2 separate regions of the Mus musculus genome follow, and region 2 is linked to region 1. A link is a loop called in an ENCODE intact Hi-C map of the cell type or tissue named here. Cell type or tissue: left cerebral cortex. All regions are shown on one strand.

Region 1 (8,000 bases):
GGTTTAAGCCAATAGAAAGTCTTTATTAGTCAGTCAGCAATTACACTGGGTGTTCGGGATCCCAGCGCAGCCCCCAAGCCTTTCTCAGGTTGTGCCTTTAAACACAAAAAACAAATCCTTGGTTAACATAATTCAGTTAAGAAAAATGGTTAGCTAGAAGAACTACAGAAGCAAAAAAAGAGTTAAGATTAGAATATTTAGAGACTTTCCCAGAACTATGGACTTTGATGGATTTTAGGTCTTTGTTTTTGTTTTGGCAGGTGGTGCTATCTAAGTACATTCACAGCCTAAATGGTATTTCCATCATGTAACCAGTTGTGCTAAAGTCTGGGGACTTTTACAGTTTGAGTGGCTACATTAATGTAGCAGTGTGATGCTTTTGATTTACTTACTTTTTACAATAAAATAATTCTTGTATAATATTGTTTTAAAAGAAGATAAGTTTGCCAACCAGTGGTGGTGCAGGACTTTAATCCCAGCACTCAGGAGGCAAAGGCAAGCAGATCTCTGAGTTCAAGGACAAGCTATTCTACAGAGCAAGTTCTAAGACACCCAGTGCTACAGGGAGAAAGCTGTGTGTAGGGTGTGTGTGTGTGTGTGTGTGTGTGTGTGTGTGTGTGTGTGTGTGTGTGTTTCAAGCTGAGCCAAGGGATACACACATGTAATCCAGCAGCTAACAGGTTGAGGTAGGAGGATGGTTTCAGGAGTAGATAAACATCCTCAGAGCTACTTAGGTTCTTCCTGTTATATCAGGAACAGATGATACCCACACTTTGTGGGCTTTTAAAAAGGAACATGAGGGAAAATACCTTAAAGATCTAACCCACCATGATGTACCTTATGAATATCCTAGTTGTTTTATAAATATCCACTAAGACACCTTACAAAAAATAACAAATCCAAAGCTAGTTAGATGTCTCAGTGGGGAAAAAAAAAAACCAACTGCCACCAAGCCAGAGAACCTGAGTTCCAGCCTTAGGAACTATATGGCTGAATAAGAAAACAGACTCATTCATGCCAGTTGTCCTCTGCACTCTGTATATCTGCTATAGCACATACAATAAATACATAATTTTTAAAAAGTCATGTAATATACAGAATGAACAGATCATACTTATATATTTAGAAACATAGACATACACACATGTATATGTGTATATATATACATGCATATGTATATACATATACATGTATGTATGTAAAACAATAATGAAATATGAGACCATAAATTTGAAAAAGAACAAGGAGAAGTATATGAAAAGGTTTGGATGGAGGAAAGGAAAGACAGAAATGATGTAATTGTATTATCTCAAATTTAGAAATAATAAAAATAAAAATAATAAATCCTATGAGGCTAGAGAGATGGCTTATTGGTTAAGAGCATTTGCACTTTCGGGGAACCCAAGTTTGTTTTCTATCATCCATGTCAGGCAGACCACAACTCTCTGTAACTCCAGCTGCAGGCAGTCAGATCCTCTAGCATCTACAAACACCTGTACCTATGTGCATACTCCATACATGTATACATATACATAACTAAAAATAATTTGCAAACAAAATAAAAAGAAAAAAAGAGAAAAAAATTTGCAAATAAGTATTTTTAAATGAAAAATCCAATATCTCACCCTGATAACTATCAGCAATGTTCTATCATTTGCTAAATATATTAAATTCTTGCTGCTTCCCTTCAAGATACCTTCAGAATTATCAAGGTAATTCTGGCACAATAGCAATAACAGTTGCTATTGTTATGTGCCCACTTTTATTTCAGCCTGCAGTCATTTTGATTTTTATGCCTAATGCAGCTAAATGTGTCTCAGTTTTTCTTTAAGAGCATCCTTATATTTCTGGGACAATATTATTTGGCTCCTTGTGCTTTCTCTGTCCTAACCCTGGAACCTGTCAATTCTCTAGTAAACACAAAACCTGATCCTCTACAGCTTGGAGTCCCTCTTTTGTATCTTCAAGTGTGAAGTCTCCCCATTAATGCACTGATTCCTACATAGTGTGATTCCCTTTCATTCTAACACAGATGTAAGTTCCTTACACTTTCTGTGACTCTGCCTATTATAGCCAAAATGGGCCCCACATAGTGGTTCTCAACGTTCCTAATGCTGCAACCTTTAATACAGTTCGTCATGCCGTAGTAAGCCCCCACCCATTAATTTTCATATTGCTACTCCACAACTGTAATTTTGCTACTGTTATGCATCATAATGTAAATATCTGACACGCAGGATATCTGATATGTGACCCCAAAAGGGTTGCAACCCACAGGTCAAGAACCACTAGACAGTGGTCATAGAACTCAGCCCATTGTGACATTGTAACCCATCCTAAACTCTTCTTTCAGTCACACAAAATATTTAGAGCAAATATCCTTACCCTTTTCACATCTGTGTCCCTTTTCCATTAATATACTTAACTATGGAGCCAATCTTTAAATCCATAAGAGCATGGATGGGCCTGCCAGACTGACAAATCAAATTCCATCCCAGCCCTGATCCTAGGATACTTGGCACCAGTGAAATCAAAAAAGCTGCTGTGCCTAGGTGGTCTCTTCTTTCCCACTGGCCACTACCTATCATACTTGCCCACTTAATTTTGTTCCTCTATTGGTGTAGTAGGTAGGGCCCATGTGTTGTCCAGTCCATGCTGATTTAGAGGCAACTGCTAGTCTTCAGTTAGTTCCAATTGTGGAACTCAGAAGAAAGGCTATGGTGTGATCATTCTATTTTGTGAGACAAAGTCAGTCACACATGTCTCACCTCCAGCTCTGCCCTTCTACTTAGTGGAACAATGCCAAGAGCTCATCAATAGTTCACCTGTCAAACAGCTTCAAAAGCAAATATTTGGGGAGAAGGGTTGTGGGAGGGGGTGACCAGGAATGGGACAGTGAGCGAGATATAAAGTGAATAAGTAAAAATTAATAAAATTAAATTTAACAAAAGCAAATATTCAACTCTTTTTATATCATCTTCGTTGTCACAAAAAGTTCTGGAAAACTGCAGGGCTTAGATAACATTTTAAATGCCAGTTTTATTGCAACCTAATCCATATACAACAAAAGTCATTCATCTGAAGTGTTCCTTGCACATTCACAAATGTATGAGTATCGCCATAGCCAATTTCAGAATATTCTCATTTTCCCTCAAAGAACTTTGTATTCATTAACTATCACTCTCTCCTCACCCCTCTCACCTCCAGGGAATCACCAGTTAACTTTTTGTTTTATGAGATAGGATCTTGCTATGAAGCCTAAGCCAGCCTAGAACTCATTAACATCTTGCTTCAACTTTGAGTGCATGCTCTACCACAGACTGGCCCAACTGGCTTTCTTCCAAATTCTGTTTTTCATATCTGAAACCAAGACACTCATTAAAAACCTGAACAAAATGAAAAAAATAAGCTAGTCAGATATATTTATAATCCTAGCACTGGAGAGGCTGAGGATGGCTGTAAATTCAAGGCCATCGTGGATTACATAATAAGTTCCAAACTAGACAGGGCTGTCAAAGTCAGGGGAAGGTAAATAAAGTGAGAAGCTGATAACCAGGGATTGTAGCTCAGTGATGGTATGAATGCTTACATGTGAAAGACCCTGGGTTCTATCCCCAGCACCACAAAAAAAGGCTATTGGTACTATAGTCCTAAAATAAGATTTCTGTACTATAATTTCTAGTACATTAATAACTTCTATAAGTCACCAATTATGGTGACAAGTGACGTCCATGAAGATATTGGCAGGGGAATCCTGATATCGTCTCAGACAAGCTCAGCCATCAGTAAATGCAGTTTCCCTGTGTTGAGTATACGACTAAATTGATACGGCTTCTGTCTCCCTCTAGTGGTAGAAAAGAAAAAAACACTAGAAAAGGTCAGTGGTAGTAATGTGAGTTAAAACAGGGTAGTATGATTTAGGATGAAGAGATCAGATGAAAGAACTTTTGTTTACACTTATATGGATGACAAAAAGTAGTCAACAGTACAAATTAGGGAACAGAACTTTCTCAGCAAAGGAGACAACAGGAGCAACAGCCTTAAGAAACAGAAGTGCTGGGCTGGTGAGATGGCTCAGTGGGTAAGAGCACCCTACTGCTCTTCCAAAGGTCTGGAGTTCAAATCCCAGCAACCACATGGTGGCTCACAACCATCCGTAACAAGATCTGACTCCTTTTCTGGAGTGTCTGAAGACAACTACAGTGTACTTACATATAATAAATAAATAAATAAATCTAAAAAAATTTAAAAAAAAAAAGTGCTAAGTGGTTTGAGGAAAGGAATAGAAGGCCAGTGTAGAATTGGCTGAGCTTTTAGAGAAGTTGACATGACATTAGATCAACACAAGGCTGAAGATGGAGTTTAGGTCTCAAGTAACAGAAAATCAGTGGAGAGCACTAAGCAAAGTGGAAACAGATTTACCAGATCACACTGGTTGCCAGTAGCAATGGATAAAAAAGAGCCTGCAGTTTCAATATGAAACTGCACCTAACAGTCAAGGCAAGATGAAGGGACCCAGGACATCTCACACTGAGCCTGGCTAGATCAGAATTGAACATCAAACAACTTCTCTCATAACTAACTTCCACTGTTACCTAGTCCTCCCAATGGTAGATAGATTGTCCAGGTACCCAGGCAGGAAACCAAAAGTCCAGCAATCCCTCTCTTCCATGTCCATAATGTTGGCTGCAGCTCCATACCTAAGACCCTCATGCTGCTCTGACCTTCTCTGCAAATCATCTCTTTCCATCACTGTCACTAGATACTGAACAAAATGCTTCCATGTTTCCAAATACCCACCTGTATACAACACTGGTGTGCTTATAAAAAGGAAACACAAGATGGCCATGTGACAAAAGTGGCAGAGGCAGAGATGCAGGTACAACTAGAGAAAACTAAGAATTTCTGGGACCTGCCACACACTGGAGAGGGGCACTGGAATGGGTTATCCCTTATGAGGAACCCACTTCTCAGATGCCTGCCATCCTTAACAGGGAGAGGAAATCTGTTGCCTAAGCTCCCTAACGTGTGGTACTTTGTTGCTGCAACCACAGGAAATTCAAGCCCCAAATTAGTTGACTTGGCCCCTTTCACCACTCTGTTGTGTCAATAATGAGCTTTCCTCAGCCATAGGCAGAAGAAACCTCAGAGCTGTGTGTAACAGCTACTTCCTATGTAATACAGGGGAATTAAAGAGATAGAAATAGCAAAGAAAACCTTTGTTACTGGCAATCCTACCCCTACATCCAACAAGGGAGGACAGAGTGCATGCTTGAAAGTCTTACTTCTTTATTTCATATTTTATACATAATTTAATCCTCGGGCCTTTTTATACCATCGTACAGAGAATGTTCATGTAATAAAATGTTCAAGATGCTAGCCATGCAGGCCTGTGTCATCGGATATGTTGTATCTTATTTCATCACAGCCTTGGGTGGTAACAGATGATGGTGCCATAACACTGGAGAGGCACTCCAATGAAGCAGTCACTGTGAGGACCAAACTGTTGTCAGGTAAAGAGGGCTGGGGATGCTTCCAAAGTGCTTGTTCATCTCTCCAAACTCCCACCTTGAAAGGGGAAACACTAAAAGGTAGGCCTTACCTTGCCTGAGGGTGTCACACACAGGGCTGCAATTGTTCCTTTTTAGATATCATTCCTACCTACAATCTGCCTTATCGTTTATTACTTCAGTAGGTGAAGCACTCTGTACTGTCTTACTGGCTCTCTGGTTTTCTCTTGGGCATGGGCCAACAGGAAGAGAGCATACATAAGAAGCACTATCTATTCCAGAACAGGTCTTCTGGAAAGGGCATGCTTCTAGCTGTATGGATCTAAAAGTTGTCTGCCAGAGGCCACATAAAATTTGTGCAAAAGCAAGTAGACTAATTCCTGAGGGGAATGGAACGACCACTTTTTCCAGTTCTAGCTTAAGTAATTCTGCAAAAGAAAAGAGCATGTCTCATGTCAAAAAGATGGTAGAATCTCAAATCTTTGATGTACGGTTAATCATACACCATACTGCAGGGTAAGTCGGTGGCAAGGGCTCCCACCTTCTAGAAGGGTACTAGGTCCCAACCATTACCTTGTGCCACCCTCAGATTTGTCTTGACCAGTGCATGAAGCCCATGTTTTCAAGCTTCCTACTGTGTAACCTGGGTCACACCTGCTTTCTGGGACCCTTTCAGGATAAAGTACTGGTCAGAAATGCACCTATGCATCTCTGTTTATCCAAGAAGCGTGAAGCTCATGCAGCCACTGCAGGCAGCCCAACAGCTCTCTCCTACTATAGCCAACCTGCCTTTCCCAATCATTCCCACTGACCCTACTAACAGCATCAAGCACTGACAAGGGTCTGCCTTCAAACTCTGAAGACTACTGGTCATCACCCTAGAGACCAGGTCTCTCTAGCAGAATTACAAGGCTTTAAAGGCCCTGCCTTTGGGCTGCATTTACTCAGGTTCTGATGATATCCATACTCCGGGTTATATAAGCCCAAACCCCCATAATGTGAGAACAAGACTTTATTTGGGGAAAGGATCTTGGTAGGTGGAATGAGTTAAGGGTCTTGAACTGGAGATCCTCCTTAATCTAATCAAATAGACCCCACATGCACAACATGGTTTCCTTATGAGACAGAAGAGAGGAAGAAACCACAAGGCCCTAGAACCAGAAACTGGAGTGATGGGTCTATGAGCCAAGCAACACCAAGGACTACCACAAACCACTGAAAGTTAAGAGAATGCCTGGAATTGATTCTCACAGCCTCCAGAAAAAACTTAATATGTGGCTTCCAGACAGGAAAGAGTGATTTGTTGTTGTTGTTGTTGTTGTTGTTGTTCTTGCTCTTCCAAGTTTAGGAAAAATTTTAAAGCAGCTATAGAAAAGTGATATATACCACCACAAAACTGGACTCAACCTAAACCAATAGTATTCCTAAAGGAAAATTATAGATTAGGTATTTAAATGAAAACACATAAGCAAAGAACTTGTTTGTTCCTTTAACATTTTCCTAAAGATCTTTCTGATAGATACCTGGGAATTAGGAAATGGAAAACTTACTCTGCATCCCCTGAAAATTCCGAGAAAGCCCCCAGCTCAGGATTACTTTTTAAATCCTTTTTTATAATCTGAATTCTACTTAGCCTTCTCACTCTTAATGGGAAAGAAACCATGTAAATAAAAGCCCCCGGGATGGATTCACAGATACCACTCAGAACCATGAAAGCTTACAGGAGGGCAGGAAGGATTTAGACCTAAGGAATGAGCAAGGCATATTTATTGCTTTCTCAACTACAACTTCCTTTCCTTTACTAGAACTGCAGGTCTAATACCAATGACGGTAAGGTCCCACAAAATGTCTAGAACCTTGCAAAACAAGTGAAGTGTTCCCTTTTCTGTGATCAGTCAGTCACTGCTAAATGGTTCCCTAGGACATTTTGGCTGGTGAAGAACATGTGATCACAAACTCCAGGAGTGTGATGAACTATGGCCACCACCATTCACAGAAGGTAACAATGTGCTTGGCAAAAACAAGAGCACACTGGGGCTAGAAAAAGGAAAGCATACATGTGAAATACCTTTCTGTTGACAAAGCAGTCATAATTCCAAAGTCAAAAAACTAGGAGTAAAGAATGGGTAAGTAGGAGTATAAAACAGCTTCTAGGCCCCAAAACACTAACAATCAATGTGGAACAAGGGGTGCACTTCTGTAATAGTCAAAACCAACCTGACTGATAATCAAAAAGCTCTACAAAGCCCAAGAACAAATGGCAATGTCCCAACAGAAAAATGGGTAGGAATTATGAAAATCCAAGTTACATCAGAGGAATTAAAAAGGGCCCACATGCCCCAGAAAAAGACACTTAAGCAAATTCTTTAGTAAAGAATGGTATATCTTAGAGATGGCAAAAATCCAAAGGTCTGCCCACCTCCTCCAGGGCAAGGATCCAATGTCACATCTAAGCATCTGTCCTAAAGGTACACACAGATCAGTGTACAA
Region 2 (8,000 bases), 640 kb before region 1:
AAATAGCATGAAGACATAAAAAGAAAAGCAAATCACATATTTAGGTTATATATTCAGGACAAAGCTGTTCTAAGCTGCCACTACTACTCCCTTGAATAACAAATAAATTCAGTGAGAGCATCAGTTTCAAAAGACTTTAAGTTTGGACAGAGCATGCCTACCTGATATAGTCCCCAATCTCCCTCTTCAGAGGATTTGAACCACAAGGAAGAGGTGTATAGTGTGCTGTCCTTACATTTAGCTTATCAAAATTCTAGAAAGCAATAACATAAGTTTAATAACATATCAATAGAAGTAAAACAAGAGTCAGTAAATAACACCACCAACCACTGTAGCCCTTCAAGCCCATAAATGTATGTTGTTCCCATTATTAATGACACACTACTAAGCCTTCCTACATACTAGGGAAAACTGCAATACTAGTAACTCACGACACTTGAGAACAAACTTTGCAAGTTATCTTTTGACTTCTACACGTATGCCATGTGGAGCATGCACCCCCAACATCCCACCCACACACTGTAATCGATGAAATAAAAATTTATATTAAATTTATATTTTAAAATCTTCTTTGCTAGATGTCTTAACTTTATAGCTGGTATCCACTTTGTGAAAATTATAAATTTTAGTTCAATGGGTTACTCAATATCACTAATTAAATCCCTAAATAATAACCTATAATTTCTATGACATGCAACCGTAAACTAAGCATGCTTCATAGAATACCTCCTATAACTCCCTGCACATCATCCTAAGAGAAAATAATCATGAGCAATTAATAGATTCAGTGAGGTTAAAAGACTGGCCCATGGCTGGGGAGATGGCTCAACAGTTAAGAGTACTGACTGTTCTTCCAGAGGTCCCGAGTTCAATTCCCAGCAACCACATGGTGGCTCACAACCATCTGTAATGGGATCCAATGCCCTCCTCTTCTGGTGTGTCTGAAGACAGTTACAATATACTCACATAAAAGAAATAATTGTTAAAAAAAAAAGTGGCCTAGGATCACATATACTCTTATTTCAAAGGCGTCTGGCTTCAAAACCCCATGTTCTTAGGCACTGAAACAGTCTACAGGAGTTGATTTCAAAAGTGCAATTGTCTAAAACCTAACAGCAATTGACATTTTGGTGACATACTATATTCCATGCTACATCATTTAAAGTTTTCTAAATGTAAACTATGCTGGCAGTGAGCATTCCTTTTTTGAGACAGGGTCTCTTTATGTAAACTAGGCTTGCCTGGCCCACTGGAATAAAGAGCATGCAACACAACACCCCAGCAGTAAGCATTAACTAGAAATAATATGGAATTCAAGCATCCATCTGATACACAGAAAACATACCTTTAGTAACAAGGGCCACTGAGAAGTGTCTAATTGAGCCACTTTAGATTCTGGTTTGATAAGAAATTCTTCAGCATGTTGTATTTCCTTCAATAGAGCAGAAACATTTCTCAGCTTAATTTTGGAAGTGCATGCCTTTTAAACAAGAGGAAAGGAGGGGTGTGATTTCTGAAACCCAGGTCACTCAACTTTAGGAAGATCAAGTTGAATCCAAATATTTTAACAAAACCATGGGTCTGCTGATGGAGTAAGGCAGAGAAATTCAGGGTCAATAGCTCACCATTTAGCATGCCATGCATGTTAGAAAATTTCTCTGGGAGTTGTATGATTTCAGGTTTTTGCCCGTTCTACATAATGACCACTAAGTACTAGCATATTGATTGAGAATATTTAAAAGCACTTTCCCCCTTTAATGTGCTGTTTACTAAATTATCTCAATCAGTCGAAGCAAAGTAAATTTCTACTCACGGCAACATCATCTTCTTGTAATGGCTTCCGGTCTTTTTTCTTCTTATGCTTCTTTGGGAATGTAATTACTACAAGAAACAAACTCAATATTTGAAGATTTTGAAAACTAAAACCAAAGTTTAAAATTAACTCTAAAATCGGGACAAAGAAAACATTTTAAAGTCTGACATTACTGGAGAGAACTTACGTTTGTGAGGCCAAACACTAGGATGGCTTGGCTGGTAAATGACTCTAGCACGTGTTGGCTTCCCTTCGGGTTCTCCACGTGGCTGTGGCAAGGCCAAATATTACTTAGGGAAGCACTTGTCCACAGGCTGGAAAGTTTCACAAACGAACACTGCACTGTCCATAGGGGCTTGTGATCTCTTAAAGTTTTTCTTGTAGGTCTGAGTTACACTTGCTTCCAACTCCTCTGTTCCTTTCCTTCCTAACCCTTGCTCTGCACCTTTGCTACCCTCATTTCCATAATGTCCTGCCTAGTGCCAGCAGAAATGCTACCGCGTCTCCTTATCACGACACAGTCGCCTCCACGGCTGATGCCTTTGGGAGGGGACCCTGGTAGAATCTTTTGCACGAAGCCAGGATCTAATGAAGCCTAGTCACTGGTCACGAATGCGTGCATTCACAGGTAGAGCCAGAGCCGAGTGGTGAGACAGCCAAACTGCGAGCGGGAACACGGGGAACCGCGGGTCACGATGCAATCTCACTATAACTAGCTCCGGGTCGTGTAGGAGGCCCCACAGGTCTCATGGCACTGCCACCAGAACCTCTTACCTTCTGCATCCGCCATCTTGAACTGCACCGCGTGCGTCCCGCCCAAGCCGCCACAAACTAAGAACTGTAGACTCCTATGGTGTGAGACCCGTCCGGGCACGTCATTAGGACCCGCCCACCGTTGCACCGCCCCTAGCTTGCTGATATAAAAAAGGGACGTAGAGAAGAGGAGGAGGAGGAGGAGGACAGGACGGGGTACGGGGGCAGGAATCTCTACGAACCCGCGGACTGTCTACTCAATCCCATTGGCTGATTCGGCCACGGAGGTGTGACCGCACATGCGCCTGGAAGCTCCCCCTCACTCCTCCCCACCCCAACCCCACACTGCCAACCCTTGGCAGAGCGCCTTGGAACCTTGGCCAGGCTTCTGCAGTAACAGACTACAGCGGGTGGGCTGTACTGTACCCTCCTCCAGTCTAGCTTCAGCTTCAGCACTTGGACATCCTTCTTAGCGCGCTATAAATAGCTGGTTTTAACTCAAACAGACATTTTTTTGCTTGCTATCATGTCAGTTTCAATTGAAAAAGACATTGAGGTACACAGTGTCAAAGTGAAAGCTGTTTACTCCTTGAAATTCCTATTAAGTTATGGCTGTATTGGCCAATAGGAATTGAGTGCAAGCCTCGTGTAAACTTTTAAATTTTCTAGCAGCTACATCAAACTAAAAAGGTTGAAAGTGATTCTGGTAGTTAATTTTACATAACCCTGCGGATCTGGCATGTTATTTTAATACGGAAGCAATATGCAGCAGTGTGTAATGTTTTGCTTTTTTCTGTATGAAGTTTTTTTCCAGTGTGTTTCACACTTAACCTGTACACTTAAGTTCGAATTCCACAGCCTGGACATCAAGTGCAGAGCTCTAGTGGCTGAGATAATGTAACAGCCAGAAAGTAACAGCTCTAGGATTGAGCCCTGACTTTTGTCGGGTAGAGTCTTCTGGCTGTTAATCCGAGCTACTGCCTTTGAGATAAGATCTCTGGAATATCCTCCTTCACCCTGTTTCCTATTCTACCTCTGTAGATTCTTTTGGCTTTCTGGATTCATAACCCATATCTAGTGAATTTGATAGATCATTAGTTATCTTCATTGTAGATGGAATCATTTGCCAATAGTTTTCCAGTTAGTTGTTGCTGACAAAAAAAAAAAAAATAGTATTCTTTTTCTTCTGATCTACAATGCTAAAATCAGATTTTTTCAGTTTTTTTTTCTGTTTTTTTTTTCTTTTTTACTATGACTTACAATGGGTTTTTATGTCTTTATGGAATTCATTTTGCTAATAGTGGTAATGATCAGAATTGACTATTAACAGATAAGACCCTTAGAATTAAATGTTATTTTATAATGCTCCAGTGATAATTAATAGGGTGAGTAAATCTGAAGTACTCATTTGCCATTTGTCCAGTGCCTTCATCTTTGTCCTGTATCTCTATGCTCAAATCTTTTTGGAGAGATTTTGCTTTCGGAGAGTTCCAGAACCCGTGGATTTTTCTTCACTCTTACTTCTCTAACCATCATTATAATGTCTCTATTTCTCCAGTAGCTTCCTGAAGTCCCAACTTTTTCTACTTTCCCTAGATTGTCTTAATAAGCAGCCTGAAAGTATCATTAAACTTAGGTCCTGTTTATGCTTAAAATACTTTTTAAGGGTTGATGATAAGGTTCAACAGTGAAGTGTGAGTGAGTGAGTGAGTGAGTGAGTGAGTGAGTGATGGATGAGAGCAAAGAAAGAAAAGTTCATTCCCCTCAGACAGATTTTCTTAAGCCAAGAGTTAACCTCTGCTTTGCCCCAGGACACAATTTAAAAACCTAGAAGCTGCAGGAGAAAAAAAAATGTGTTTGAAAACAATCTTAAGAGTTTGTAAATGTGTGTCTCTGCACAGGAAAACAAAAAATCCAGTCTCTTCTCAAAGATTAGGGATTTAAGTCTCTGAAGTTTCCCTCTCCTAATTTAGGGTTGGTCAGTTTGAAGAAAGATAGAGTGGTTGATTAGCCTACTGTTTTGTAGCAAGCCCTGAACCAGCCTTGAATTTGTTGAGCTAGTTCACCAGCAGGGTCTCACAGGTGGAAGACAAAGGCTTACAGGGCTTTTGTTTTATACTGCTAGGCCTTTGTCTCAAATCAGGAGTGTGAGGAAGAAAACAAGCCATCTTGGAAATTTAACACTTTTGTTGCTAGTCATGGACCCTCATCCTATCTGTGTGCCAAGAAAAGTATCTTAACACCTGATGCTCTCTAGTTTCATCAATTTTCCTGCTAATGGCTCAATTCCATTTCATCCTTCCTTAAGGCTGAATAAAATTCTACTATATATATATATATATATATATATACATATATATATATAATCCCATATATATGGGATTAAAGGCATGTGTCACCACTGCCCAGCAATAAGCATTGATTTAAGAAAGTGTTTTAGCCTAGTTTAGTGATGAATGCCTTTAATCCAAAAGGCAGGCAGAGCTTGAGTTCAAGGCCAGACTGGTCTATAGAGCTAGTTCCAGGACAGCCAGGACTACATACAAAAATCCTGATTTGAGCGGGGCGTGGTGGCACACCCCTTTAATCCCAGCACTCGGGAGGCAGAGGCAGGCGGATTTCTGAGTTCAAGGCCAGCCTGGTCTACAAAGTGAGTTCCAGGACAGCCAGGGCTATACAGAGAAACCCTTTCTCGAAAAAAAACAAAAACCAAACAAACAAAAAAACCCAAAACCAAAAACAACAACAACAAAAAACAAACAAAAAAAGAAAACAAAACAAACTAAAACAAAAAGTATGTGTTTTGTTAGTATATTGTACTGGCTAGTACATTGTTTTATGTGTCAACTTGACACAAGCTGGAATTATCACAGAGAAAGGAGCCTCCCTTGAGGAAATGCCTCCATGAGATCCTGCTGTAAGGCATTTTCTCAATTAGTGATCAAGGGTGGGAGGACCAATTGTGGGTGGTGCCATCCCTGGGTTAGTAGTCTTTGGTTCTATAAGAAAGCAAGCTGAGCAGGCCAGTAACATCCCTCCATGGTTTCTGCATCAGCTCCTGCTTCCTGCCCTGCTTGAGTTCCAGTCCTGACTTCCTTTGGTGATGAACAGCAACATGGAAGTGTAAGCTGAATAAACCCTTTCCTCCCCAACTTGCTTTTTGGTCATGATGTCTGTGCAGGAATAGAAACTCTGACTAAGACATATATACTTTTAGATTTTGATTCCAGACTATATTTCTATACACTATTTTCACCACAATCTGGCCAGTTTCCAAAACAATATTCCCACAGTTATTTGAGAAATCATCACTGAACTTGGATGACTCCTTCTGGTACTAAATCATTTACTAGCTAGAGATGTTATCATGTATCATCACTTACTGATGCGGCAATTTCTTTTTGCTGTTAGACAAACTTCGCAGAATGCATTTACACAAGTCTACACCTAGGAAGTATAGGTTAGTTACTGTGTGGTCTCCTGATACAATCATAATATGAATAAAGTTTATAGTAAGCTTTTAATAATGTTAAAAGTGTAGTACACTTGGGAGGCAGAGGCAGGTGGATTTATGAGTTCGAGGCCAGCCTGGTCTACAGAATGAGTTCCAGGACAGCCAGGGCTACACAGAGAAACCCTGTCTCCAGAAAAAAAAAAAGAAAGAAAGAAAAAGAAAAGAAAAGAAAAAGTGTAGTACAATAAAAACATGATCCAAAAAAACCCCAAAACAAACAAGCAAACAAACAACAACAAAATACCAAACAAACAAACCAGCAAGCTGGGCAGTGGTGGTGCACACCTTTAATCCCAGCACTTGGGAGGCAGAGGCAGGTGGATTTCTGAGTTTGAGGCTAGCCTGGTCTACAGAGTGAGTTCCAAGACAGCCAGGGACAGACAGAAAAACCATCTCAACAAAACAAAACAAAACACCCAAACAAAAACAACAACAAAAAGAAACAAAACAAACAAACAAACAAACAAACGGGGGCTGGAGAGGTGGCTCAGCAGTTAAGAACATTGATTGCTCTTCCAGAGGACCTTATTTCAATTCCCAGCAACCACATGATGGCTCACAACCATCTGTAGTGGGACTCAATTCCGGTGTGTCTAAAGACAGGGACACTATACTTATATTTATAAAATAAATGAATCTTTAAAATTTATAAAAATTATAAAAAACAAGTAAAATGTAAAGCTATGGTCAGGTGTGGCAGCACAACCCTTTAATCCCAACACTTGGTAGGCAGAGACAGATGGATCTCTATGTGTTCAAATCCAACATGGTCTACAATGAGAGTTCCAGGACAACCAGGGGCTACATAGAGAAAGCTTCTCTCAAAAAAAAAAAATCACAAAACAAAACAAAACAAACAAAATCCCCAAAAACAAACAAATAGACTAATAATAAACTGGACTTGATTAAAATTTAAGCCTTTTGCTCTACAAAACACATTGTTAAGAGTACAATAAAATATGCTACAGACTGGGAGAAATATTTTCAAATTATGTACTCTGACAAAAGACTGTGAAGGGAGCCAGGCAATGGTGCGTCATGCCTATTTCTGACATGTGGGAGGCTGAGACAGGAAAATTGACATGAGTTCAAGGCTAGTATGGGCTACGTAGTGAATATCAGGCCAGCCTAGGATACAAGTAAGGATTTATTGGATCATGGTTCTTTGTTTTGTTTTGGTTTGGTTTGGTTTGGTTTTTCGAGACAGGGTTTCTCTGTGTAGCCCTGGCTGTCCTGGAACTCACTCTGTAGACCAGGCTGGCCTCAAACTCAGAATGAACTTTTTTTTTTAATTTTTAATTTTTAAAGATTTATTTATTTTACATGTCTTAGGGTTTTACTGATGTGAACAGATACCATGACCAAGGCAACGCTTATAAGGACAACATATATTTGGGGATGGTTTACAGATTCAGAGGTTCAGTCCAATATCATCAAGGTGGGAGTATGGCAGCATTCAGGCAGGCTTGGTGCAGGAGGAGCTGAGAGTTCTACATCTTCGTCTGAAGGCTGCTAGCAGAATACTGACTTCCAGGCAGCTAGGATGAGGGTCTTAAAGCTCACGCCCCAGTGACACACCCACTCCAATAAGGCCACACCCTCTAATAGTGCCACTCCCTGGGTCGAGCATATATAAACTATCACAATACATATGTGTTTTTGTGTACCACATGACTGCTCAATGCTGTCAAAAAATCAGAAGAGTGCATCAGCTCCCTTGCAACTAAAGATACAGATGATTGGTAGTTATGATGTGGGAGCTGGCAATTGAAACCTAGTCTAAATCAGCAAGTGCTAAATCACTTCTCCCTGTGTGTGTTTTCATTTTTAAAATTTATTTATTTTTATTTTATGCATTTTGACTGCATGTATGCCTGTGTGAGGGAGTCGGATCCCCTAGAAGGATAGTGACAGATGGTT

Evidence for each region. A loop is a pair of places that touch in the nucleus more often than their neighbours do. Peaks named below come from ENCODE experiments on the same cell type or tissue, not always from the same donor. Only the 100,000 strongest peaks of a DNase experiment are listed, where the experiment ranks them.
Region 2: it touches region 1 in a loop (4-fold over the local background); 4 of 42 quality-filtered maps call a loop at or near these places.

What each region holds. Positions count from the first base shown.
Region 1 is chrX:74,448,795-74,456,794 of GRCm38, reverse strand. It overlaps Ikbkg (inhibitor of kappaB kinase gamma), which reads right to left. Exons shown (of 10, transcript NM_010547.2): 10 at 3,017-8,000. Among named protein-coding and RNA genes, the nearest start is that of Ikbkg, 23 kb to the right of the region's middle. In left cerebral cortex, a CTCF peak has its summit at 3,849 (motif pointing left); a DNase peak (open chromatin) is centred at 3,834.
Region 2 is chrX:75,090,715-75,098,714 of GRCm38, reverse strand. Dkc1 (dyskeratosis congenita 1, dyskerin) reads right to left here and starts at 2,861. Exons shown (of 15, transcript NM_001030307.2): 1 at 2,588-2,861; 2 at 1,814-1,881; 3 at 1,346-1,432; 4 at 162-253. The coding sequence starts at 2,603. In left cerebral cortex, CTCF peaks have their summits at 2,959 and 3,489; DNase peaks (open chromatin) are centred at 2,192 and 2,808; H3K4me3 peaks cover 1,808 bases; H3K27ac peaks cover 880 bases.